2 separate regions of the Mus musculus genome follow, and region 2 is linked to region 1. A link is a loop called in an ENCODE intact Hi-C map of the cell type or tissue named here. Cell type or tissue: left cerebral cortex. All regions are shown on one strand. Each heading gives the region's core, and the rest is flanking DNA. Links, peaks and the distances in the headings are about the cores only. Region 1 overlaps C330013E15Rik (RIKEN cDNA C330013E15 gene). Region 2 holds the start of Csrnp2 (cysteine-serine-rich nuclear protein 2).

Region 1 (2,908 bases), core at 165-2,664:
TCCAGGCCTCTTGTTGAGGGCCCAGCGCCTGGCTTCGTGCTCGGAGATGGACCGTGTCCCCGCGCCCCGCCCCCTGTCCTGAGATAGACCGTGCCCCAGCACAAGCTGAGGGGACGCAGCCAGCACCTGCACCCTGGCCTGGCACGTCCTACGGGGACCTGAAAACTCCCTACAGATGTTGTGAGTGGTTTAGCCCGCGCTCAGTTGTCCAGAAGAGTAGCGACGACGTCTCTTAGGACAGTGATCACATTTTTTCCCGTTTCCTCGTTCCAGAATATCTGCTGAGCAACCGAACGCGCTCTCATAGATGCACAGAGGAACCGACCGCCGCAGCTGTCTGCAGAAGTTCGTGTTGTGCGTGGTCAAGTAGATGGGCAGGCTTTGGAGGGAGAGGTCCTTGGTGAACGGACTCCTGATTCGTCCGACACCGAAGGCCTTGCTTGTGTGTCAGGTGTCTATTTAACAGTTTGCGTGGCGTCCTGTAAATGCAGTTTCGTCCAGTCGGCAAGCACAGCAGCCTGAGAGGCTGATCTAGTTCAGCCTGGGGACCTGCGCATGAGTGTCATGGGTTCACGCCGACACACATATAAAAATAAACATTCGAGAAGAAAAGAAAAACTGATCTAAAGGACAGGTTACAGACTTGAGTTTTGTGTTCGGCCTCCCAGGTTCCGGGTCAGTATTTCCATTTTGGTTTCCTGTCAGCACACAGAGCATCCCCTAACTAGGCTGCGCTAACTAAAGGATGTTAGGGAACTCTCTTGGGTATTTTTTAAGTTCCCATTAAGTATTTATATTAATTTGATTTGGATTAAATCAGTATCATAAAGACTGTGGTATTTACATTTCCTTGACTAAAGCAAAGTATCCATAGACATATGAAATAAAAACAATAGTAGCAACAACATAAATTTAAAAAGTCAGATGCTGCTATGGGGTAACCATTCCAAGGACCACTGTCTTATGAAGAAAAGGTTAATTCAATATCCAGGCCCTCCTAGGGCTGACTCCTGAACGTGATAGCTGCTCTCGGCTTGGTCGATCGCTCCTATGCTAGGTGCCTGATACTTTGCTTAATATCCTGAACCCAAGGCCTGGGGATGCAGGAGCACCCCGCGGGAAATGGGGAGCTGCAGGCCGCTGCTGTTTCCACCAGGTGGAGCTAAGTAGCAGCTGGCTCCAGTCCCGGACAGCAGGGCGCATCGGTGTTTGTTCACTTAGCAAACACGCTTTCTTACAGGAATGTAGCAACTACTTAATGAATGCCCACTGTGTCAGGCCCCATCTTAGGTGCTAGAGAAACAACTGCGACGAGGCGGGCAGAGTCTTCCACCATTTTGAAACTAACAGCCTAGAAAAGCCACTGTAATCGTAGTGCGGCCTTTAGAGACAACGAGTACACCTGCGATGCCAGGAAGCGCACATAGATGAGGGCCTACTATCTTCTCCTTAAGGGACGGTTTCCCGGGGGAAATGATGCCTGAGACGAAATTTGAGGAGTGCATAGCCACTAAACAAGTGAAGAAGATCCCCGGCGAAAAGGAAGACATCACTCATACCATAGCGCTCAGAGAGTGCGGCCAGATCACAGAAGGCAGGACTGGTGGGAGATGAAGCTGAAGAGGAAGCAGGAGCCAGGCAGTGCTGAGCCCAGGGCAGAGCCTGGGTGGAAACACGCCTTCTGTCCGGAGGACCCTGACTTGCCACTGAAGAGTTTTAAGTAGAAAAGTCACATGGTCATGTGGGTCTTTTTTAAAGAAAAAAACAAAACATAAAACATTTTATAATTACATTTTGAGTATTCGTGTTTGTGTATGCACCTGTGTTTGTGGGTGCTGCTGTACCTCAGCAGGTAAAATACAAACCATGAAAGCCAGATCACCTGAGGACAGTCCCCAGAACCCATAGTGGAAGGAGAAACCAACTTCTGAAAGTTGCCCTCTGTCCTCCACAAGTGCCTACACACACAGACATAAATTAGCAATACTAAATTTAAATTTAAAAATAAGTTAATAGGGGCTGGAGAGATGGCTCACAGGTTAAGGGCACTGACTGCTCTTCCAAAGGTCCTGAGTTTAAATCCCAGCAACCACATGGTGGCTCACAACCATCTGTAACAAGATCTGATGCCCTCTTCTGGAGTGTCTGAAGACAGCTACAGTGTACTTACATATAATAAATAAATAAATAAATAAATCTTTAAAAAAAATAAATAATAAATTTAAATTTAAAAATAAGCTTTAAGGAAGAGATTGGGGAGATGGCTCACTGGTAAAACATTGGCTCTACAACCAATAAGAACCTGAGCCTGGGCACCCAGCACCCAGCACCCAGCAGAGGGCAGCAGCTAGGGAGGCAGACACAGGCGGCCCTTAGATGCAGGTGGTTCCAGGTTCAATAACAGCCTCCTGATATATATAAGAATATAGCTGTAGGAACTTGGAAGGCTGAAGCAGGAGAACCTTGGTCTCAGGAGTTAAAGACCAGTCCAAACAACATAAGACTCTACTTCCAAAAGAATAATACACACGGCAGAAAGGATTCCATTTCATAAAACATAGAAATTAAAATCTAATGTAGAGTGACCTAAATGTGAATTAATGGCCAGCTGTGAGGGCAGAAGAGAAAGGAAAGGAGTTTAGAAGGAGATTTAGAAAACTTGCATCTGGAAGCTGACAGCGCGAATTTTGAAGAAAAAACAAAACAAAACAAAACAAAAAAACCCTTACCCAGGGCAGGAAAAGACAAAGAATTTATTGAAATACAGGACAAGACAGGCGGAGGGTGAACATGACGCGGGATCATGTGACTGAGAGGAAACCACTTTCTCCTGTAACGGTCAACAGTGAGTTGCTAAGTCTCATGGGCCATTTGTCAGGATTTAAAGACCTTCATCTCTGTCGTAAGT
Region 2 (2,908 bases), core at 300-2,799, 120 kb after region 1:
CCCGGGTTTCGTCGCGTCTCCTCTGAGCTTCAGCAGATAGATGATCGGTGCACGAAATCCTAAAGACACTTTTTCATGGTCTGCTGTTTCTCCCTTTGTGGTGTTGTCTCTGTTGTCACATAATGAAGAAAACTGGAATTCATAGCACTTTTTCAAAGCCGCTCAGTGTCTCAGCTCCAAAGGTGAGAGAACATTGTAGCCAGTCGCGCTGGCTTTATATTTTCCTGGTCATATGCAAAAATGTACTGGGATTTAGAACTTATGGCGCTTTTTTCATGAAAAGATTTGAATAGCACACACACACACACACACACACACACACACACCCTACATAAAGTTTAATCCTGTCGTGCATCCACCTAGCCAATAAATACTCACTGTGCTCCTAAATGTCAAATAACCAGATTTTAAAAACCTGGTATTGAGAATACAATAAATAAACAACTCTTCAATTCAAGTTCCATGGAATCCAGTCAAGACAGAAGACTAAAAAACAACAAATACAAGTGGTAGTGATGCCAAGGAAATAAAGAGACCAAAAGAAGCAGTTATTTCAAATCATGGCTCTCATTCCAGTACTTAAGAAGCTAAAGCAGGCTTTTAAAATGGGAGGCAGGCAGATCTTGGGGTTCAAGGCCAGCCTGGTCTACAGAGGGAGTTCCAGGACAGCCAACGCCACAGAGAAACCCTGTCTCAAATAAACAAATTCAAAACCATCTTGAGCTAAAAAGACCCTGTTCAAAACCAAACGGTGTGTGTGTGTGTGTGTGTGTGTGTGTGTGTGTATGTGTGTGTGTGTGTAATGTATTACCTCTCTAATATGAAGACCTGAATAGTTACTAACTGAACCAACGTATGGCTGGTTGGCATAAGATTGTAAAGGTAAGCCGGGCGTGGTGGCACACGCCTTTAATCCCAGCACTTGGGAGGCAGAGGCAGGCAGATTTCTGAGTTTGAGGCCAGCCTTGTCTACAAAGTGAGTTCCAGGACAGCCAGAGCTATAACTTTTTGGTCCATATTTTGCCCACTTTAAAGATGAACTGCAAAACTGTGATTATCAGAGACAATAATTAAAAAAAGAAAAGAAAAGAAAAATTTAAGAATGTGAAGAAATCAGCCCGTATAGTGGCGCACGCCGTTATCCAGCATTCAGGACGCAGAGGCAGGTGGATCTCTTCAGTTCGAGGCCAGCCTGGAATAGTGTGAGTTCCAGGGCAGCCAGAGCCATGTAGAGAGACCCCGTTTGGGGTGGGAAAAATGTTGAAATCGATCCATCATATAAATAGATAGGTCATTGCTCATAATTTCTCTTATAAATTAGGCCAGCTGCAGCAAGTCATATGGGACAACCCCGTGAGAATCACGTTCCCCAGGCATGGGGTGAGGTTCTGGTGCGAGGAAGTGTAGCCGAGGATCCGCAGCCTCCCGCTTCAAGGCGGGCAACTGCCCTACAGGCGCTCTCCGGGGTCCGCCGCGAATGTTCCAGGGTGGGCGAGGGCTTTTGGGCACTGGCCGCCTCCAACTCCCGGCATGCCTTGGGTGTGGGCCAAGTGTAGACTCCATTTCCCAGGCTGCCCCGGGCCTCGGCCGCGACGCGCCGGCGCCTATAAGAGGCAGAGCGCTGCAGCCGGAGCCTATTGTTAGCCGGAGCCGGGACGGTTCTGGTCTTCGCTGCCCGGGGAGCCAGAGTGCAGAGCCGCCCGACCCCCGCCGCCTGCCGGCCGGCCCACACACCCTGCAGCCCCGAGAGCCACGCGACGGGCCTGGGAGCCGGCACGCCTCGGTCTCCCCTCCTTGCACACGGGCTGAGTAGGCAGCGGGGGCGGCGGAGACCGTGACGGGAGAAGCGGCTGCGGCGGGGCCGGTAATGGGCCTGGGGTGCGGGGAGGAGGGGTCCGCCTCGTCCTTGCCTGGCAGCAGTTCTCGGGCAGCCGTGGAGCAGCGCTCCGGCGCCGAGCTGTGCGGACTAAGGAGGCGGGGGGCGGGGAGCCGAGGCGCCTCTGGGAAGAGGCGTGAGAGCTAGGGGCGCCGGGGACGCGGGTCGGGCTGCAGGCTAGCTCGAGGGATGGATGGGCGGCTTGGAAGCCGGCTGGATTGCGGCTGACGGCTGAGTTCGGAATGGAGTGGGCAGTGATGTAGGATGGAGGGAAGTGAAGGAAGGGGAGGGGGCCTGGAGGAAAATGTGGGAGGAGTGGTTGGGAATTTGTGAGTAGCAGGCAGGAGGATGTGGAAGGCTGTGGGGACTGCAGAAGATGGAAATGAGCGGGAAGGTTAGCGGGAATCCATGGGTTGAGAGCGGAAGGGTTCTTCAGCGGTGCTGAGGGGAACTGGTGACTTGGCATGTCCCTTCTGCTCTGATTCCCGATGTCTCCCATTTTTTCTGGCGTTGTGTGCAAAAATGAGAGCATCACTTGTCCCGGGTGCTAGCTTGATCCTTTTCGCAGGCCTAAACACGCAGCCGCCTGCCATCCATCCTTTGAGTGCTATGGTCTTGATTCACCCTTTTAGAAGGGTTGAGAGTGACAGTGTGACACAGAAACCATTCTTCAGTATGAAAGGTTAGAAGTTATCCCCAAGAGATGACACTGTTCCCCGTGTCCTCCAGTTTTCGTGGTTAGAACCCCAGCCGATTCACATTCTCCTTTTCTTTGGTGGCTTTAAATTTTACAGATATCCAAAACCAGGGTGTTGGTGTGTGGGAGAGTTATAAATGGCGATATCCTTCCGAGGAGAGTTAATGCGGCATCATGTTCCAGGTCTCTCACAAAGCTCTGTGTCTTCTAGGATGTGGCTTTAATGTAGGAAGCCGAATTCTAACCTAAACGGGGACAACCTGGGGAGTAGAGGAGGGAAGGGGCCTTCTTTAAATACCTAGCTTAAGGAGGAGGTTTACACCGAGTGTCTTCCC

Evidence for each region. Peaks named below come from ENCODE experiments on the same cell type or tissue, not always from the same donor. Only the 100,000 strongest peaks of a DNase experiment are listed, where the experiment ranks them.
Region 2: it touches region 1 in a loop (4-fold over the local background); 4 of 42 quality-filtered maps call a loop at or near these places.

Annotation. Positions count from the first base shown.
Region 1 is chr15:100,612,056-100,614,963 of GRCm38, reverse strand. It overlaps C330013E15Rik (RIKEN cDNA C330013E15 gene), which reads left to right. Exons shown (of 2, transcript NR_045701.1): 1 at 1-180; 2 at 274-824. Among named protein-coding and RNA genes, the nearest start is that of C330013E15Rik, 1.6 kb to the left of the region's middle. In left cerebral cortex, for the core only: CTCF peaks have their summits at 1,157 (motif pointing right), 2,102 (motif pointing left) and 2,325 (motif pointing right); a DNase peak (open chromatin) is centred at 1,177; H3K4me3 peaks cover 1,316 bases; H3K27ac peaks cover 898 bases.
Region 2 is chr15:100,493,990-100,496,897 of GRCm38, reverse strand. Csrnp2 (cysteine-serine-rich nuclear protein 2) reads left to right here and starts at 1,659. Exons shown (of 5, transcript NM_153407.2): 1 at 1,659-1,864. In left cerebral cortex, for the core only: a CTCF peak has its summit at 1,702; DNase peaks (open chromatin) are centred at 1,584 and 2,138; H3K4me3 peaks cover 1,728 bases; H3K27ac peaks cover 1,676 bases.